Regions from separate parts of the Homo sapiens genome. Here region 1 is linked to region 2. Evidence: chromatin loops called from intact Hi-C (ENCODE). Cell type or tissue: gastrocnemius medialis. All regions are shown on one strand.

Region 1 (5,000 bases), 320 kb after region 2:
ACCCCAGAGCACAGCAGTGGGGAAAAGTGAAACATTCACCCGTGAGAAAGTGAGCTCCCCTGCATGCCTAACATCCATCGCAGGCAAGAAAAACTGTCTCCCAGGGCCTCGATGAGCCCAATGAACATCAACGAGGGATGAGCCGGGAGGGCAGACAGTGAGCAAGCTGCTCATTAGGGCTCTGCTCATCAGGACCTAGTTGTCAACAGCCTAACCAGGCTTGGCTTGAGCCAGCGATCTCCTGGGAGCTGTTAGCAATCCCTGCAGATGTGCTTTGCGGCTAGATGTGAAGTTAGAGTGTGCTGACTTCTTCTTCATCTTCTTCTTCTTTAAGGAAAACAACTTTCAGTTCCCCAAGGAGCACATTCCTTCATTGTGAGGTCTTCCCTCCGCATTTCCCCATTCCCTCAGAAAAGAAAGGAAGCAAAAAAGCCTTGGCTGCTGCTTCTGTGTAGGCTCCTCAAACAACAACAACAAAAAACTATTTTTGCAGCTCTCTGAAAAAGTCCCCACTGATGGCAGCAGCCAGAGAACATGAGGGGGCAGAACAGAGCTGACGCAATGCACATTTATTAGCAGTGAGGAAAATTAATAAGGCACCAGCTCGAGGGCAGCCCCACAGACCTGGATGCCCCAGGGACAGCTGTAGACCTGGTGGTCCCCAGGCTGAGTCCTCAAGATGCCTAATCAGTTGCAATTCTAGATCAGCACAGCTGGAGGGAGGCTTGGAGATCATCTAGTCCAGAGGACAAATGCTTTTTATCACGCATGCCAAATCTAATTGATTGGTAGAGGCTGCCTGAAGCTCTGTGTTGAAAAGGATCCTGAGGCTGCATCTGGGTCCCTTTGGGAATGAGTGCTATAATTGATTAGCAATGTCTGCCATGGATGAAAGAAAAGGAGTGGCAGGATTCACACCATGTGTTTGCCACTCCTGGTCTAGTTCGATCCTGCCTTTTTTTTTTTTTTTTTTTTTTTTTGATGAGAGAGACTGAGTCCTGACGCCCGTTGTTGGTAGGGTTTTTCCCAGCCTTCTCAGGAATCTGACTACTGTTGGTCAGTGGCAGGTAGCCTGAATGTCTCTGAGGACTGAAGATGTCAGATCCAAAGACTGTCTCCAAAAAGCCAGAACAACTGCTGATTTTAGTTAATGCTATAAACTGCCTGTTTCCTGGAAATAATCGGTAAAATTAGTTGTCTCGTGGAATCGACTGGTCAGTTCAACCAATGTAGGTGATGTATCAGGCCCAGGTAAGCCCCAAGCCAGTGTCTACCTAACGTTAGTGCTCAGTTTGGCCAAAAAGAGTTCATGGGGGAGGCTAACCAACTATCTGAGCTCAAGACAATAGAACTCCCAAGTGGTCAACAAAGTTGTTCTAATCAGATGGATCACTGGCCGTCTGATTACTACCAGACAAGCTTGAGTCAAGGTGTTCTAGCCACCCTGGCCAGGACTCTACCTCCCTCACCATCATCTCCTCCTGCCCTTCCAGCCTGGCTTCTTTCCTTTCCCCTTTTGAGCCCGTGACAGATCCTGCTTCCTCTGCCAGAGAATCCTTCTGCAGTGGGCTGAACACCTCGAGAAAGTCTTCCTGACTGACCCTTCCAACACCTGCAGATAGTTCCACTGCCTTAGAGCCTCTCCTTCCATCTGTGACAGCTCAAAAACCATTCAGGCCACTCCTCATTTTAAAACTGAGGAAACTGAGGCTCAAGAATGGACATGGCTCACTTGATATCACACAGGAGGTAGACTGTTGACTTTAACCAATTGCCCCCCACTCAGTTGGCTCAGGTCTCCTGATTCCAACTCCAGGGTTGTGGTGGCTGCCTGGGGAAAATCCATTCTGTCTGGTTCACTGAGTTTCGTGCGTGACTCAGAACAACACAGATAACTTCTGAGGACTCCTGGAAGTGGGCGGACCTTCACTTTGGGGTGGCAAAGAACTTGACATGTGATGGGGGTGTGTGGGGGAGTGTGAGGGTGGCGTGGGTCATTGGTAAGGGGGGTAGGCTGCAGGAGAGGGCTGACCTGATATGAACCCTGGGGGGACTGCCAAGGGGCCCAGCCACTACCTCCTGGGAACAAGGAAACAAGGTAGTTTATCTCTCTGGCTTCGGAGCGTTTGTCACACTGCCCCCTGGAAGTCTACCCTGGCATCTTAGGTCCCCAACATTCCCCATCTTGAATTCAACAATCCTCTTTTGAGTGGGGCAGGGAAAACAAGCCCTTCCACAAGGAACTCGGCTAAGTGAAAAGTGGCCCTCAGCGGTGGTGGACAGAGCCCAGGCTTTGGACAAGGATGGTCCCGAATTGACCCTTGGCTCACCACCTACAAGCTGGGAGTTTGGCTGAGTTCCTTGATCTCACCGGGCCTCAGTTTCCTTGTTTGCAAAGCTAGGATAGAAAGATTACTGGCCCTCATAGGGTTGTTGTGAGGATTAAAGGGAGATTATCAATGTAAAGGGCTGAGCACAGGGCTTGGCAGATGGCAGCTAATAACTGCACCTTGAACGTCTCTCCTCTCCTCTCAGTGCAGTACCATACATGCTTCAGGGCTCTGATCCTACCACACCTCCTTCAGGAAGCCTTCCCTGGACACACTCAGCCCAGAGGAACACACTCCGCTCTTGGGAACTTCCAGGCTCACCTGCCAGTGTTCTATACTGAAAGCCTTGTTTCTCCAAAGAACCCACAGATCACTGGGGGCTGATGTGGTTTGCAGCCCTCCTTGCTCCTGCAGGCTCCCAGCTCAGAGCTGAACACACAGCACATGCTGAATAACATGGCTGCTCAAGCTCCTGGCACCCTCTCCCCGCCCCAGCCCACCTTATTCCCCCAGATCCCCTGATTTTCCAACCCCCTGTCTCATTTGTTCCTAATGCTTCTGTCTCCATGTCTCCAGAGCTCTGTTTGCATGAGGGAAAAAACTCTACATACACACACACACACACACACACACACACACACACACACACACACAGCCCAGAAAGCATCCAGTTGCTCCCGGGCTGGCTGCCAGCGATTGAGTGACCTGCAGCTTCCTCCCCAAATCACATTCCACTGGCACGGATCTTGCCCCGCCTGACGCCAGCCTCCGAACTCGCCCCCAGAGCAAACATTTCCAGTTGGCAGCTCGGCCTTGTTTTTCTGAGGCCCTGATTCGGGCTCCCTTGTAGAAAACAGAAAACAAAATGCATTGGACCAAAAATGAAATGAAATAAATTTTAAAAGGATGGAGGGCTGGGGGAAGGCATTTGCTCCAAGTCACATGGAAAAATAGAAGCTTCAGGGTGTACAAATAGCGTTTAAGAAGCAAACACACATGCTCACCATCCCCCCATCCTGCTGGCTTTGAGGCTGTGATCAATTCATTCAGGCTGCTGCCTCCCGCTAAAAGACTTACTCTGTTCTCATTCACAGCTGCGAGGGGAGGACCCGGGAGAAGGGTGGTGGGAGACCACAGATCTGAAAGGGGAGGGTGATCGGGGTTACAGGACTGTTGTTTGTTCCAAAGGGGAAATTAGAGGAAGAAAAATAAACATGGCCAGCCACATTTTAACCCCAGTGCGCGAGGAGTCCGGGGATGGACAGGGTATGTGTGTGCGTGTGCTGGCGTGTGCACATGCCTGTGGGCGCCGCCGTGTTTGCCTTCTCAAAATAAGAGCTGCTCAGTGGAAAGATGTCATAACCCAGGCTCAGGCGGCAGGGGGACGGGCCAGCCAGGGGGGGCAAGGCTGGCGCCCAGGCCTGCCCATGGGGTCAGGCAAAGGCCGGGTGTCAGAACAGGGGAGCTGTGAGTCAAGGGCCAGGCGTTTGATGCCGAAGGTCAGCCCCCAGCTGGGGCTCAGTCCATGGGGAAGAGGTGGTCCGAGGAGCATTGCTAAGAAAGGATGAGCTCATGGGATGTGGGGCTCATCTCAGCAAAGGAGGGTTGTGATGTGGGGAGGGAGGCCCCAGGGGAAGTCCATGGAGGTGGAAGGGACTAGGTGAGGTGGCAGGGTGAGGAGGAGGACAGAGAGGTGGTTAGCTGACCCCAGAGTGAGGGCAGTTGGCCACCAATCTGGCTGGGTCACAGAGCTGAGGAGCAGGGCTGCAAAGCACCTCCTGCCCAGGAACAAGGATGCTGGGAGGTGGCATGGGAAAGGAGACAGGGATCCCAGGACTGAGAGAGCATGCGGGACCTGGGCTGAGATGTAGGGTCCTTGGCCCAGGAGAGTCCCAGACGTGTTGTCAAGCATCAGGCCAGGAGTGAGTGGGCAGTCACATGAGAAGCCAGGCAGGTCCGTCAGCTTGGGAAGCCGTGAGACAGGACGAGAGCAGGCAGCTCAGAGCTGGCACCAGGACCTGTGTGGCTGGGTCGCTTCTCTATGGTGCCAGCTTCTCCATACAGGGAAGAGCCTGGCACCTTTAAGGGAGCTGGCAGTACCGAAGAGATCCCAGAGAGAGGGCCTGATGGAGTCTGCAGTGGCTGTCGGTGCTCAGCTTGATGGTCAGGGGCTCTGGAGCAGGAAGGTACACAGTCCAAGAAGGAAGATCCAGTGTCCCCCAGAGGGCGATGGCAGGACCGCCTGTGTCCTAATCACCTGGAGTATGTAATAAAATGTACCTTTCTTCCATTCTTTCTACCTGCTGGATCAGAACCCATGTGATTGGGCCACTGAGGAGCTGAACTTTAGATGGCCAGCCATGGGATTCTCCTGCACATTCAGGTTGAAGAATCCCTGCCCGAGCTGATGTTGCCAAATCCTTTGACCTTCCTGGCTCCTCTTCTCTGGCTGTAGCACTATCTATCCAGACCCTAGGAACCACAGGACTTTCCACTTTCCCTTTACCACGATCTTCAAGGACAGTAGTCAACAAACCTTTCCCAAGGGTATTTTGACTTTGATTCCGAAACTTTGTAAACCCAAAGAAATGAGTCTCTAATGGTGGAAATTCAGGCCTGGAGAAAGCCAGTAAAAGAATCTTGGAGAGAACATGGGGTGCCTTCCAACTA
Region 2 (5,000 bases):
GTTGTATCCATTTCTTTCTTTGGATTAGTTTTCAGAGTAATCCAGAAACCTGGGACGGCTATGCATCTCTGAAGAAGACAAAGACCTGTGGTCTTATTTGTTCCTTATACTTCTGAGCCTAGAGCCAGGATCAGGGTTGTAAAGGGCCAGGACCAGAAGGGCCTAGGACGTATTTCTCAGAGATTTCCAGGGTTTTGCTCCAGATGAAAAATTCCCCTTGCATTTAGTTAACTAGAACGTGAGACAAAAGCCACACCTTGGTCAAGCTGAGGTGAGCACTTGGAAAGAGCCGTGGTGATACTGACGTTTGCACTGATCACCCACCTGTCCACTCTGTTCCCAGGTGTGCCGGCATGTGAAGAATGGGGACATTCTGCTACTGAACCGACAGCCCACACTGCACAGACCCTCCATCCAGGCCCACCGTGCCCGCATCCTGCCTGAAGAGAAAGTGCTGCGGCTCCACTATGCCAACTGCAAGGCCTATAATGCCGACTTTGATGGAGACGAGATGAATGCCCATTTCCCCCAGAGTGAGCTGGGCCGGGCCGAGGCCTACGTCCTGGCCTGCACTGATCAGCAGTACCTTGTTCCCAAGGTAGGTCTGGCCTTGAGGCTGTTCCGTGGTCATCGTCAGCATGACTTAGCACTTTTAAGTTGGGCCCTGCCAGCCCCTGGGGTCATTGGGCAGCTCCAGGACAGGGGCGCCTGGAATGGAGGGTCCTGGTTTCTCCCAGGTGGGGCTTTTAGCCCATCTAGTGGCTTAGAGGCTGGGAAATGTTTCTGTTTTGCTGCGTTGTAAAATGTAAATCAGGACAGAAATTGTGATAGCCATCCCAGAAAGCCAACCTTAATAACTGTGTGATAGGTCTTGTGTTCAGCACTTAAATTTGGATTCTGCAACTTAGTAGCCCCCGGCTAGCATTAGCATCCCAACACTGTAATGGTTCTCATGGTCCACTGATGACTTTGATCCTTTGTTCTGACAAACATGAGTTTTAAGAAGCAGCCTAACCCCAAGGGCCCAGAAGAGATCCCGCAGCAGCCCGTGAAGGCATCTTCTGTCCCCTTTGAATCCTTTCCTTCTTTCTCCAAGTTCACTCCTCAAGGGCAACCCCTTGTGGTCACAGCTGTCCAGAGGGACACGAGGGAAGGATAGAACTTCCTCCCCCGTCTCCTTAGCAGCTGACTCTTGGCCAGGAGTGGCAGGGGCCTGAGTTAGCATGTGCTCATGGGAGGGACAGAGCGGGGAAAGAGGCAGGCTGCAGGAAAGAAGACAGAGTGTGTTCCAGTGCCTCCTTCACCCTCACCACCCACCCAAAGGTCTGAGTCCTCCTAAATTATAAGCCATTTGCGCCACAATGATTCATAGTTATACATCATTCATTTGGATTGTGGTGGAGTATGAAGAATAATCGTAACGTCAAACCAAGGCTCCCATTTCCCAAGTACTTTTTCAGTGCCATACACTGTGCAGAGAGCACTTTAGAGGCTCCTCATTTCACCCTCCCCACAGTCCTTGGAGGTAGGTGCTATTCATGTCCACATTTTACACTTGAAGGATTCGTGTAACTTGTCCAAGGACACTCAGCTGAGAAGCAGCAGGAAGGACAAGGAGTTCCTGGATCTTCCTAGGGTTTGTGCTACCACAGAGATGGAGACCTCTGTGCACAGGGAGTGCCAGGGGCTGCTCAGAGATGCCTAGTGTCAATCAGCATCCTCTGCTCCTTGGAGCTTCTCTATTCCCATCAGCCGTCTGCCACGAAGGAATCAGGCAGGTGGCCAGGAGCCCGGCATCCCGGACCCTTTTCCCACCAGATGCACCACTGTGGCTTCACAAGGGTCCCGGTTGTTTGAGTTGGCCTTTCCCTTCTCTGCCCACCTTTGTTGGCTGTGGATTAGCAAAGGGACTAAATGTAGGAAGAAGTGGTGAAGGGCCTACCCAGATTACTTGGAAATTAAAAAAAATACATTTGCTAATTTGAAAAGTGGCTTTTTATGTTTTCATTTAAATAATAATGTGGCTCTGTGGTGGTGGCAGTAAAAGCTGCCATTTATTAAGTGGGTCACAGGCCTTAGGCACTGCTGTAAGCAGTTTGCAGACATTCCCTTCCTTATGAGGTTGGTGTGATTTTCAGACAAGGAAACACCAAGTGAGTAATATGTCAGCCAGCAATGAGGCCAAGACTTGAACCCAGCAGCTTTGGACGACACCCGCCCCCCCCCCCCGCCCATGTGCTTGGCTGTGCGTGTTCTTAGCCCCACTCGACAGCCAAGGCTGGGACTAAGGGAAGGCAGGTGACAGGAAGTGGCTGCCAGAACTGTGTGGGTCTCTGACTCTATAGCAGCCGAGTCATATTTCACCAGAGGGGACACTACCGGGGAGCAGCAGATGGTTTTTTGCTGGCAGAGTGACCTGAGGCATTAGCTATGTGGGGAGTTGAGGTGCTCTGAAGTCCTCAGACCAGTGACCTTGAATGTGCTGTGCTTGATTTTGATTGAATACGGTGCAAAGCCATAGGAGACTTCATGCTTACATTGTGTCCTGCAGTGGGCTGACATATAAATCCAAGTGGACCTCATCACATGCTAATATGCCTATGAGTTTTAGGTTGGGCGTACACTTAAGGGAGGCAGGAGAACACAGGTAAATAAACTTAATGTCAATAAATTAATTTATTGAAAAAAGCTTATGGGAGATGGCTTGAAGATTCACTGTACTTTCATTCACTTTCTTTTGTCGGAGGTAAAGAGCTTTTGATTCTTGATAAATTTTATTTAGTCCTTGGTGTAAATGCCAAGAAGTGGAATCCTTATATTTGCTAATGGTTATAAAAATGCAACATGTCTTTATTGGCAGAGTCCTAAAAGGACAAGAGCTGATTTGGTTAAACTAGGAAAACCAGTATTTTGAGGTAATTTTTCTTAGCATATCTTTATTTCCCTTAGTTTCCATATTTCTTTATTTATAATTCAATTTCTTCTCTATTACCAGGTTATCTTCCTTAAGTAACCATAATACTGAATTAAAGTACATTTTGTCGTTGGTTTTATGTACTTAGTAGAGTTTTGTGGCGTCTTTTTACTTAAAATAGGAGTTGAATGGAACTCATTTCTTTTCCATGAAAACAGTTAAACTTTTCATTTATGTGTTACTTTTTGGACTAATTTTTTTTCCTTCTGTTTATTTATTGAGGGCCCATACTTTGTGGAAAGTTTTTAAGCAAGGCTTCAGATATGTTTCCTGACTTCTACTTAGTCAGCTAGAAAATTCAAGTTACAGGGATACCCTATTCACAAAGCATCCTAACCAGAGACATTAATTGTAATGTCATTTTGCTATTAAGGAGAATAGTAAAGCTGACAATTGTCTGGGGTTTTGATTCAGAGGTGTTCTTTCTGATCCTAAGCAGGAGTTAGGAAATTTAGAATTATAAGTAGACCTTTAGTAATTGCTTTAATCAGCATTCTGCCATAGAATTTGTGATGATTGCATTGAAAATGATTTAGCCATCAAAGTAATTGTCTAGTCATGGAAAAATCTGGACAGAGAGAGGAAAAGGCACTGAATAGATCACAGAACCTGTAATTATGTTCTTTAAGGAAAAAAACAAAAGGAAAAATCAGTATCTGCCCCCCAAAGACTGTGAGATGAGTCAAATGCATAATACTGGTTTGGGTTTTTCCCCCAAGCAAAATAAGACCATCTAGGCAACAAGAGGTAGAGTATAATTTTTTTATGTACATTATTAAGTGAAAGCCTTCATAAGAGGGGCTGTGTGCTCCATCTGATCTTGCCTTAGGTCTGTGCCACCTTTCCAGCCCATCTGTAATCGTTATCTTTGAGTTTACATAGAGCCCATCACTGTAGTGTTTAGACCATTTGACAAGGATCCTTTTTTAGCCTTTGAGTTAGTACATATGGTTAAATTTCTGGTGCTTCTCCCAGACTGCATTTGTGAGTTCCCTTAGCCTTAGTTATAAAACATGACCATACTGTTGGCTAGTATTTAACAAATAATCAAATGATTAATAATCTTTATATCCAAGGCACAGGTTTTTCTCAAATTCCTATAAACATTGAAAAGTTTACAAAATCTACATCTTAAAGAACGTCAGTGAGCATAGCTATTTTTACTTCAGCGTGCGTTATGTTGCCGTGAACACAGACCCGACAGATAAGGTTCAGGAGACTGGGGATCAGAATGGCTGTGAAAGTGTCAAATGAAATTAATGCACTCACCAAATCTCAGGCTTTTCATAAAAGCCTTTCTTTTTGGCATCTGGTAGATAACAGCCTTTATTAAGGGCCCACCATGAACCCTGTGCTGTGTTGTGAAGAGATAACTAATAATGGCTATTCTCCCTTCTGCAGTCATGCACATCAGGCCCACTCACAGCTCTCTTGAGGAACCTGTGCCGGAACCCCTTCCTCCCAACACTGGCCAGCTCACCCCTCAGGCCTCAACTGTGAAACTGCCCTTCGGAGAGGCTATTTCTGACCATCCCCCTCACCTCAAGTCTATATTATGACCCACCCTGTTATTTTCCTCTTTGGCATTTAAAACACTTTGTGATATTGTATTTATCCAATCATTTGTTTACTGTCTAGTTCTTCTTCATCATAAAGGACCATGTCTGTTTGGTCCCCTGGAGTAGGGAAAAGCCTACCCAGTGCCTAGGCATTCAGGAGGCTCCTGATAAATATTTGTTGAGTGCATGACTGATTTACAGAAGAGCCAGGCCAGAAACGTGTGAAAAATACTAAAGCATAAAACCAAAGTATAAAAACAAGAACACAGCTGACAGCAGCCAGACCAAATTTAGGCATAAATGCCAAAAATATGCTGGAGTAACTAGAACCAGATGGGATTAAACAGAGAAGGCCGGGGGAACGGGATGAGTTTGAAGCAGTCTTGATATAGGATAGTGGGCAAATGGCAAACGTAGAAGCCAGTGCTAAACCCTGGTCATGTGCTTTGGGAAGCAGTTGGCTCCCA

What was found. A loop is a pair of places that touch in the nucleus more often than their neighbours do. Peaks named below come from ENCODE experiments on the same cell type or tissue, not always from the same donor. Only the 100,000 strongest peaks of a DNase experiment are listed, where the experiment ranks them.
Region 1: it touches region 2 in a loop (2.6-fold over the local background); 11 of 110 quality-filtered maps call a loop at or near these places.

The regions. Positions count from the first base shown.
Region 1 is chr2:85,740,705-85,745,704 of GRCh38, reverse strand. No RefSeq gene overlaps it. Among named protein-coding and RNA genes, the nearest start is that of ATOH8, 11 kb to the left of the region's middle. In gastrocnemius medialis, no CTCF peak of the experiment used is centred here; DNase peaks (open chromatin) are centred at 244, 3,044, 3,694, 4,274 and 2 weaker places; H3K4me3 peaks cover 683 bases; H3K27ac peaks cover 5,000 bases.
Region 2 is chr2:86,065,616-86,070,615 of GRCh38, reverse strand. POLR1A (RNA polymerase I subunit A) reads left to right here. Exons shown (of 34, transcript NM_015425.6): 13 at 344-598. Among named protein-coding and RNA genes, the nearest start is that of POLR1A, 38 kb to the left of the region's middle. RefSeq lists an enhancer at 1-1,144 and a silencer at 4,063-4,263. In gastrocnemius medialis, no CTCF peak of the experiment used is centred here; DNase peaks (open chromatin) are centred at 1,183 and 2,315; H3K27ac peaks cover 5,000 bases.